Linked DNA regions of Homo sapiens: region 1 is linked to region 2. A link is a contact called in ENCODE Hi-C or POLR2A ChIA-PET data. All regions are on one chromosome and are shown on one strand. Each heading gives the region's core, a stretch centred on a gene start or an enhancer-like site at or near the end of the contact. The rest is flanking DNA. Distances are from core to core; before and after follow the strand shown. Region 1 holds the start of TNS1-AS1 (TNS1 antisense RNA 1). Region 2 overlaps TNS1 (tensin 1).

Region 1 (5,160 bases), core at 1,012-3,511, 110 kb after region 2:
AGCTGGGTGGAGCGCTCACCACCAGTGGGTCCCATTCCCTATAGAGGAAACTCCTATACAAAGCCCATCTGTCTGCCTGGTTGCTGCCCTGCCAGTCTACCCTCTCCCCCACTTAGTTGGCCTCCTTGGGCAGGGCAGAGCAGCACTGCGGCAGCCTGGTGCATTCTGAGCCCCCAGCACACGTGAGAGACTCCTCAGGTAGGCTATGCCCCCAAAAAGTCATCTTTGCCATTTGCCTGTTCCCATGCACAAGGCTACTGCATGACAAGGGGCCATCTGTCATATCTTTCTGGGCCTCTCTGGGCCACCCATCTCCCCCAATCAGACCCTTCACTGCCCGGAAGTTTATCCCCTTATCCTTCCTAAATATATCCTGCTGCTGTCAAGAGATGGAAAGCAAAAGGAAGAATGGCAGGCAAGGATGGAGAAATGCATGCCAGTAGGCAGTGAGAGACAAGGAGAAGGAAGCACAAAGGCCCAGGGACAGAGAGCAGGTGAAGAATTACACCGGGACACCTTGGGGAAGTCACTCAACGTGGGGCGCCTCAGTTTCCTCATCTGTAAAACAACAGAATCTTTTGGCCAATGTTTTATGCTCTAAAGGAATTAAAAGAACAAAGTCTGATAATGCATGTGAAATGCTGTCTAAGACCCAAAGCACTGTACAAATGTCCATTGCTATTAAAAGAAAAGGTTGCAGGAAGGGCAGTACGAAGGGGTAGACTGGGGAGGAGCAAGAAAACTGGAAAGTTCTGGAGTTTAAGGCAAAAAACTCTGCTCTGGATAAACAGAACAAGGAGGGAGGTGGAAGGAGAAGCAGAAACGTACTCTCCATCCAGGGGAGGAAAGGCTGAGAGAGGCCGCAGGAAAGGAGAAGACAAGGGAAGGGGCAGAAAACCCACTGCATGGAGGTACCTGCTGCAAGCCAGGCCCTCTGCATCTCTGCAAGGGGAGCATTCCAAGCTGGAGTCTACAGATGGAGACGCCCTCCAGCAAGGTGTGTGCTCGGCTTTAGTAAAGTTTCTTTGGAGGAAGATTCTTCCCAGACCTGCTTGATCCGTCAGCACCCCTTCCCCAAGGTAACACTTGTCCCTCTAAGCTCCCAGTAGCTGAGCATCAGTCATGACATTTTTGAGCACCCACCCTGTGCCAGGCACTGGGCTGGGCACTTCACATACATTACCTCATTGAATTCTCACAACAACTTTATGAGGTAGGCTTCTTATTCCCATATCCTTGAGAATGAAACAGAAACTCAGAGAGGTACATAACTTGCCCAAGGCCACCCAGCTAATAAGAAGCAAAACATGAGATGTACCAGATACAGGTCCTCAACTGCTCAATGAATGCTCCTTCTGGAAGCATCTTCTCCTTCTACTCCCTGAACTCCTTGAAAGGTCAAATATGAAGAGCAAACGTAGGGAGTGAAAGGGCAGGGAGGGTTACAAGCAACAATGGCAGAAGGTGCAGACATTGGCTGCAAGTGAAAGGCAAGGAACGCCATTTCCACCCCTAGGCAGAGCTGAGCCCATTGGACAGAACCATTTCCTTCCCAAACTCATAATCCATCTTGGTGCCAATCCCCCACCCCCTGTTACTCCAAGAAGCTGATATATGACTCCTGTGTCCAAACCTCAGTGGATACATCAGGGGCTGAGCCAGCCTGGCCAACCAGGGCCCAGCAATCCCTCCAGTCTTCTTGCCTCAGTTTCCCTTTCCCATCAAGACCAGCCAGAAAATACTCATGGGGAAATTGAGGACCAAAAGAAGACCTGGCCAATAAAGAGGAAGGGACAGTCTCTCAGGCGGTTCCAGACCAGCCAATCCTGACCTCCGACCTCATTCTCCATTTATCCCACCCACCCGCTTCTCCTGCCCTCGGGGTCCTGTGGCTGTGGACACTGAGGTTTTCTAGGTTGGCCAAATTGAGCCAACTGGGGTTGTGCGCGGCCCGGGGTAATTGAAATGGATCCCCTCCCCCTTTCCCTCTCCCCCTTGAGAACTAGCAGAAACACCTTCAAAGGCCGCTCTCTGGGAGCTCGGTCCCCATCAGCCACCCCCGGTAACCGCCCAGATTGCGCTCCGCGCCCCCCACCCAGATCCCCCGATTCCCCAGCCCGCCCCTGCCCCCGCCCCCGGGCCTTCGCCTTCACCTTGACCTGCGCCCGCTCCCAGGCCCAGGCGCTTTGCATAAACAAAGAGAGGAGGAGGGACGCCCCGGGCACCGCCCCCGCCCCGCCGGCGCCCCCGCTCCAATCTGGGACCCCGAGCCAGGCCTGTCCCAAGTCCTCCCGGGCCCGCCAGCCCGCGGCCCCTTACCTTGGCCTGGCATTTCCGATGACAGGAGAAGCTGCAGACTGCAAGAGGGCGAGACACAGAAAGAAAGTTTTAGCCGCGAGGTATGAAATGGAAACTCCGCGAAATCTCCTCCCACCCCAGCCCGCAATCCGCGCTCGGGAAGGAAGGAGGGAAGGAGGGACGGAGGGAAGGAGAGAGGGAGAGAGGGAGGGGACGGAGGGGAGCGGCTGCCGGGCCTGCGGGGCGGGAGTGCCCGGGACTGAGGACCCGCGGCCGGGGAGGCAGGGGGCTCCCAGAGCCAGAGCCCCTCCGGGTGCGGGAAGGTGGGGGGAGCAAAGGGGGGGGTCCCCCACTGGACCCCTGCCAGGGGCAGAGGTAGCCCGGACCCGGGCCCCACGCCAGCCCCACCAAGGAATAAGGGGGGCCTTCTCCCCTTACACACACACCAGGCAGGCAGACGACATCGCAAACCACAATCACACTTACTCTGCCCCAGAGACAGACACACAGACACAATTCAGAGTCCAGGAGCGGGCCCACGCATATACACATTACACCCACACCCACACACTCACCCAGAACCACTCCCACCCATCCACACAGCCATCCACGCACACACACACAGTCTCACACACACAGATTCATCCAGGAAGAGCCCTGACTCAGGGCACCAACACACACAATTTTGTGGGACACCATCAGTTGCAGCCTGACACAGATTTGTGGACACAGACACGTGAACAGATGCTCACATAAACTTCATGTGCATGACTTGAAACACACAGACACACACACACACACACACACACAGGACTTGCTCTTCCTCCCATTACCAGAAGCTGGAATCAAATTTCCTATAAGGTTCCCGAAGCCTGGAATGTCCCCAGCCCTGCCGCCCCACCCCCCAGGGCTCTGGGACTCCACCAAGGGATTTGGTGACCTCCCTGCAGATCTCATGGGTGGGCGAGGGGTCTCCCGAGTTGGGTTTTGCACTGCTTTGGGTCTTGTTGGCTGCCCAGGACCTGCTAAGGCTGGGGGGTTAGGAACTCTGGTTAGAGAACTGGGGAGGGGGAGATAGGGGAGTGCCCTGACTCCAAATCCTCAACAGCCACAGCCCAGGACCACAGCCATCCACCTCCTTCTCCTGGATCTATTGCACCCCACCCCCTTCCAGCTTTGAACCAACCTGATTCTCAGCAGACTGCAGAAAGGGAGGTTGAGGCACAGATGAATGCCCGGAGCAGCCCAGGGAGGCTCCGGGGTTCCCCACACTAAGGCTTCTTCTGATTTGTCTGAGGCAGAAGGGGCTGGGCATGGGGAAGGGGGAGAAGCTGGGAAGCACACTGGGTGGTGCCTGGAAAGGGACCTTGGCCACTGGCCCTAACATGGGATCTTCTTCTCTCAGAACCTAGTCCTGGCCCAGCCCAGGCCTGTGACTCACCGGTGCTGAGCAAGGTTTTCCTGACCCCACCAGCCACCCAGCCTAGCTCAGGGACATCTCCACCCTGGCCACAGCAGGACATACTCCCCACTCAGCCACACAAGCGTTACCCATCACTCTGGTCTTTCTGCTTCTCCCTCTCCCTCAGCACCACCACCAGCCCGGGTAGCAACTCCCTCACTTCGCAAAGGTGTTCCCTCTTGGACACCAGCAGCCTCCCTTGCCCCACCCCATCCAAATAGAGGAAACGTCCCCTTTGTTGGTCCAACAGTGTGGGCTCCTTCCAGGGGGACCTGCCTCTCTCTCTCTCCTACACACACACAGAGAGAGAGAGAGAGAGAGAGAGAGAGAGAGAGAGAGAGGAGCCTGGTACACAGGAGAGGCTTAATAAACGTTTGCTGAGTTGGACCTGTCTGAAGATATCCCCTGTGGTTTATGCGCACCCCAATTTAGTCATGTCCCCCCGACTCTCAGATCGTTCCTGAGCTGTAGACCGCCACCTCAACATCTCATGTTCAACCAAAAAGGCATCTCTAAGCATCCACCCCAGTCTAGACATGAGGGACACAATGGGGGCCGGGACTCCACCTCCCTCCAGCATGCTCCCTGCTCTGCCAGTTCCCAGAGTGCCTCAGGGCCTTGGCACTTGCTGTGTCAGCTGCCTGGTACACTCCCCCTCACCCCAGCACCCCATCGTTCCCTGGACCAAATCCCTCTTATCCTTTGGGAATCCACCCAAAGTCATCTCCTCAAAGAGGCCTCCCCTGACCACTCAAATTAGAGTAGCTTTCCAATTATTCCTTTTCAGCACACCGGTTATTTCCTGGTTATTTTCTGAAGTTGCCCTGGGTAACTTCTCTCTAATCTATCTCCCCACACTACACTCAGAGGGCAAGGAGCATGCCTGTCTCCTTTGCACTGTAGCCCCAGCAGCTAGGACAGTGTCTGCTTCAGGCCCATGAGACCATACAGCATCTTTGTGCAAACTAGAAGGAGGCCCATCCCCTGGGCAGACCAGCCCCAGGGACACACAGCTGGGCTCATGCACAGTGTCTTTGTGGAAATGGTGAGAAGGTGCCCTTTCTCCAGGCAGATCAGCCCTGTGCCAAAATGCATGGCTTGGTAGGCAAAGGGTGGGCTGACTCCTGTGCTCTCTCGGGTAGGCACCCTTGGCAGTGCATGGCCTGCCTGACTGTACAGGGCAGCCCTGCCTGTCACACAGTGGGCACACACTCAGCAAATGCCCTCAAGTGGGGGGGCAAATGGAGAAATCATCAGGTAATTGCAATACGCTATGCTGAGTGCTTCCTGTACACTGGAATGCAGAAAGCTTGTCCTTGGCAGCTCTACAGAGGGGAACGAGGGAAGACCACTCCCACCCCAGCTCCCAGCCCAGAAGACAAAAGCTTAGCAAACTGAAA
Region 2 (5,179 bases), core at 1,333-3,832:
ATGCCTGGCCCTTCTCATTCTCATCACTTCAGCATCTGCCAGGTTAAGAACATGGACTTGGAAGTCAGACATTGGTTTGAATACAGATACTACCAACTACTAGCTTAAGGCAACCCTGAGCCAATTACTTGGCTGAGCTTCAGTTTCCTTATCTGTAAAATGGGTATACTAGTCATTGTATCTCAGTAAGTAGTGCAAAGACTGATATAACACATGAAAAGCTCTCAGCACAGTGTACAGAACACAGAAGTGCTCCAAAGGACAGAACACGAGTAGTGCAGCGTGGGCTTCCCCGTCTCCCTTCCCTAGCCCTGTGCCCCCTGAGCAGTACCTCTGTGACCCTATCTCACCAGCCCATATGTATCACACCCAGTGCTTAAGCTTCAGGACATACAATTTGGCCCACCCGATCTCTGCTCAAAAATCATGGCCTGGAATGGCCAGCATAGAGAAGAGGCTTCCAAAATGGTGCAGACTACAAGGATGTGATGCCATTCCATTAACAAATACTGAGCCTATCCCAACACTGATTACTGCCAATGGTGTGCCTGAAAATGCATTGCCACTTCCACCTGCAGAGATGAATTCAGCCTCAAGGACCACAAGGAGAGAAGGACGGGCACAACCTCAGCTGCATGCATAAATAGGAAAGGACTTCCTGGGGGCTTGGGCAGAGGGCAGGGCATGGCAAATCTGGTTCAAAAAAGAATACACTTCGTCTTACCATGTTTCTATTTGGGGGAAAAAAAAAGACAATTTTTTTTCTTAAAACAAACTACAGGAAATAGCAGGAGAAAAGTCTTTCCCAATAGTGGGTGGGTTAAACTAAGCTTGAAAGATGATGGTATTACTCTGTCTTCAGAGGCAGCCCAGTATCCCCTGTACCCCCTGAGGTGGCCCTGAGCAGGGCAGTTTCATAAAACACAAGTTCTAGAGGTAGGAGGGTGGGTCTGGATACCTTCTGGAAACTTCTCAGGTGCCAAGGATTCTTCAAGACCCCAGATTTGCCACATGGCACCGCACTGTGGGCAGTCAGCCCAGGCAATTTCCTAGAATCCCCGCATGGTCAAGCCAGAGGATGTTGTGAGTTCATTGGGCCCAACCCACCCACCCGATTTCATCTGTCCAAGTCAGCGAAGGGAAGAGTTTCCCACTGTCACACATGGTCAGTGCTGGAGTGAGATTGCCACCAGGGCCCCTGGCTCTCAGAGGGAGTCCTCCCCACTGCCAGATCTCAGTCAGATGCCATGAGATGGGTGCTCAGAGACTGTGAACTCTCATTACAGAAGAACCACAAATGTCTGCAGGTCTAGCTGTGCGAGGAAAGTAGGATATTGGTGGACAATTCTACAATGAAGACACACTTCCCAACTGTAGGTCAAGCAAATGCCCCCATTCCCTCCAGACCATCCTTCCAGCCAGCAGACCTACAGCTGGAGCCAGGTGGCCAGGGCCCCTCACCCACACTGAGGGGTCTCTCCAGGGAGGAAGGGGGCCCAGCCTCCCTGGTCACCCCCTCCAAGGCTTAGTCCCTTCCTGTCAAGTTCTTTCTTTTCATTCGTAGGTATAAAGCAACATTCCTGGCCTGGCTCTTTGTTCTTCCTCGTAAAGAACAGAATGGCTGAGTGCTTTGGTTTCCAAGCAGCCGGGTCCCAGAACAGAAGGAGGAAACAGAACAGAGTGTCTCCAGTGAAAGACTACTTCACACCCTGCAGGTGGGACAGGTGAGATCACAAAGATGAGAGGTTAGAGGAAAGAGGAGCACCCCCAGGTAGCCAGGGCCCCCCAGGGAATGTGTGACAATACTGCAGATATTTGGGGTTATCACACCTGGAGGAAATACTACTGGTGTCTAGTGGGTACAGGCCAAAGATGCTGCTAAACATCCTACAATACACAGGACAGACCCCCACAACAAGCAATTGTTGTGGTGGTCCCAAGCAATTGTATTGGTCCCAAATGCCAATAGTACCACAGGTGAGAGGCCCTGAGCTAGACTGAGGGATGAAGGAGCCTGGGGTGTAATAGACCGATCTCCGAACTAAGACTCAAGAGTCTTGGGTTTCAACCCCATCTGGGCCACTACTTCACTGCTTAAACTTGGGCAAGTGATTTCCTTTTCCTGGGACTCAGTTTCCAACGTGGTAAAATGAGTGGGAGGAGATAAGCTTTGAACTCTAAAACTTCTGGTTCTATGGACAGCCATCAAGGAAGAGAAAGACATGGCTGGAGGGAGCAGTCAGGACAGGAGAAGGAAGGGGTCTCCCAAGATAGGCATGGTGTCAAGGTTCAAACGTCTGGGGATAGAGGGAGGAAGGGCCCGCTGCCTGGGGTGGGCACAGCAGCTGCATATGTGATGAAAACATGTCCTTAGACCTCCCCAGGACCTCCTCCCTGCCTCCCAGCCCAGTGGACAGGGAAGACAGGGCCATCGGAGCAGGACAAGCTTCAGGCACCCCTGGCAGGGCCTCAGCCTTCCAGGGTCTTCACACTTCCCATCCCAGGAAGGCAGTGGGCAGGGCCAGGCCCAGGAGCATGTTCCCTAAGAACAGGACAGGAGCCCTAGTGCCAGAGGATTACTCAGGAAGGGAATTGTCAACTCCCAGGCAGATGTTTGTGTTGGATGAGGGTCGGGACATATCCACTCACCGCGCTTCTGCTTCTCCCCACCCTTACTGCTCCCAGGACGTGGACACCATGTCAGTGGCAGTCCTCACTGAATGGGGAGAGGGTATATGGGGCTTTGGGAGCAAGGGCGAAGGAGAGGGTAGAATGGAATGAGGCAGGCATGTTATTGAGTATGTGCCTGCACGTTAATGGAAGTTCCCTTGCTTGGTTCCACAACTGCCTTTCAAAGTGGATATTGTTATGCCATCTTCCTGATAAAGAAACTAAGGCTCAGGGGTTGGAGCTTGCTCAGGATTACATTGCCAGTCTGACTCTGACATTCATGCTCTTTCTGCTTCCCAGAAAGGAAGGAGAAACAAGAAAGGAGATGGAGGAGGCAAAGGTTTAGATCTTAGAAGATCCAACAAGAAAAAAGGAGTGGAGAGTGACAATAAAGTCACAATGCTGGTTTATAACAAACTCCAGCAGGCAAGTGAGCACTGTCCCCATCAAACTGGTTCCCTGGGAATTTTATGCATTTATCCTCACAATGCTACCAGAGCTCAAAGCATTTCTGGAAACAAGTAGAACACTGCCTCAGGGCTGGTTTATAATTCACACGAATGAAACCATCTCTGCAAGTGAGGTCAATCACTATTCCTGATCCCAAACAGGCCCATTCTCTCAGCATCCACATATAAGTTGGGTTATCAAACTGGCTGGGCAGTTTTATAATTACAGCTCCCAATACTGTACGCAGTGGGGCAGAGTTGGGGTACGCAGTGGGGCAGAGATCCATGTGGTTCCATGCAGAGAGGTGGGTGTGTGCAGAGGAGCCCATGTGGTTCCATGCATGAGAGGTGGCTATGACTACAGGGGTCCATGTGCTTCCATGCATGAGAGGTGGCTATGACTAGAGGGATCCATGTGGTTCCATGCATGAGAGGTGGTTGTGAGCAGAGGGGTCCATGTGGTTCCATGTGTGAGAGGTGACTATGAGTCAAGGGGTCCCTGTGGCTCCATGCATGAGAGGTGGCTATGAGTACAGGAGTCCATGTGGTTACATGCATGAGTAGGTGCAGAGGTGGGTGGAGGATCTGGGTGGGTATCTGCTTCCTTCCCCAAATAAGCCCATCTAGGGCTAGGCTGAAAGTGACTCACTTATGCAGAGGCCACCAAACCATGAAGCACAGGCCTGCATGGCAGACAGAAGCCAGGGCACCACCCTTGGGCCTTTCTGCCTTTGCATCACATGAGGAGCGCCCATCTGCTTCTCGAAGGTTCTCAAGCAATGTGCAGACAGAGAGAGGAAGGCAGGGAAGAAGGAGAGAGCTGAGAAGCTTTGAGCTTTCATATCAAAATCTGATCTCACTGCCCCTGGAGAAGGAGAAGAACACACATCAAAGAACACTTTGCTGCTAACAATTTTTTTAAGCAATCAAAGGCATAAGTCCCAGATAAGCAGCCAGGGCATCGACTGGCTGTAAAGATGTAAAGATTGGGCAGTCTGAAGCTCCCCACATCCATCAACAGCTCTGTTGCTGCTTCCCAGGGCACAGGGAGATAAATGGCCCAGGGATTGAACAACTGAGGTCCAGTATTCTGGAGCCAGGAGTGTCTGAGGCAGGACACCCCAGGTCCCTGAGGGATAGTCTTGTGAGTGTAAATAATGCTTGAGCAAAGAAAGAGGGGCAGGAGAAAAGGGACTTTGGGGTGAGACTCCTGAGTCCCCTTTGCACAAGAATGAGCTAGGACCTTGTCAGAACCCTCTAGAAGTTGCCTTGTTTTCCCATGTCCACAAGCCATGGTCACTCATCCTACCTAGACAGATGCGTGGAGTGGAAAGGTTCTTCTCCTCAACTTTCAGAAAATCTAGAAAATCTAGTCCTGGCACCTGTTCCTGTTACTCAGATCCCCCAAAGGCAAGAGGGTTCTCCTGAATGTCAGACCTCCATCCTTCCAGCAGCAGCTAAAACTCACCTCTCCAACTCTGCCCCTAGATCTCTAACCAGCCACGGTGTAACAAACAGACCTAAAGAAAATGCTGCCTGGCTGCAGCAGCAGACTAGGAGCCAAAGAGCCAGAATTCTAAGGGGTGATTTTGGACAGGCCTCAGTTTACTCCACTGTGCAATGGCAGAGGGCAAGTATAGGTGATCCCTAAAGTCCTGTTTGGATCTGGATCCTCAAGGATACAACTCAGAGAAGATGCTCTACCAGGCACTGTTTGGATCCCAGAGCCCCTGGACTTGGCAGGCCTGTATCTCCTCTCCTGCTTGGACCTGCCCGGGTGGCTTCAGGCTCCAAACTTGTCTGAGGCTATTTCTGCAGCAGCCATGGAGTCCCTGAGGCTAGGACAGAAAAGGGGACTTACAGGAAGTCTGTAAACACACACCAGGCTGCAGAGGTTCCCAGGGCCATGCAGGGCAATCAAGAGGCTGATTTATTTTCATCAGTGAAATGCTGAAACTTAATCCCTGGAGCAAGCTGACCCGGCAGACAGCGGCAGGCAGCTCCTCAACCAGAGCAGAATTAGCTAGTCCGCAGCCTCTCAGGCCTCTCCACTGGGGCTG

The links. Hi-C counts contacts between places; a loop is a spot of excess contacts on that map. ChIA-PET counts read pairs that join two places held with the same protein, here RNA polymerase II (POLR2A). Pooled maps may share reads with other maps.
Region 1: a loop to region 2 is called in a map of endothelial cell of hepatic sinusoid, with 4 times the contacts of the local background. The contact joins the promoter of TNS1-AS1 here to the enhancer-like site in region 2. A Hi-C loop is called at or near these places in 1 of 168 maps with a recorded cell type or tissue (endothelial cell of hepatic sinusoid) and 2 of 50 pooled maps. POLR2A ChIA-PET finds 5 or more read pairs at or near these places in 2 of 52 experiments (AG04449 and activated CD4-positive, alpha-beta T cell).

The regions. Positions count from the first base shown.
Region 1 is chr2:217,976,446-217,981,605 of GRCh38, forward strand. It overlaps TNS1-AS1 (TNS1 antisense RNA 1), which reads left to right and starts at 2,262. Exons shown (of 4, transcript NR_135524.1): 1 at 2,262-2,399. TNS1 (tensin 1) reads right to left here. Exons shown (of 33, transcript NM_001387777.1): 3 at 2,320-2,357. RefSeq lists an enhancer at 2,258-3,146.
Region 2 is chr2:217,861,534-217,866,712 of GRCh38, forward strand. All of the region lies in intron 18 of TNS1 (tensin 1), which reads right to left. Among named protein-coding and RNA genes, the nearest start is that of SNORA115, 30 kb to the left of the region's middle. RefSeq lists an enhancer at 3,800-3,859. Within about 2 kb of position 2,583, at least 5 of the 41 ENCODE cell types and tissues checked have a DNase peak (open chromatin) inside an H3K27ac peak, as active enhancers do.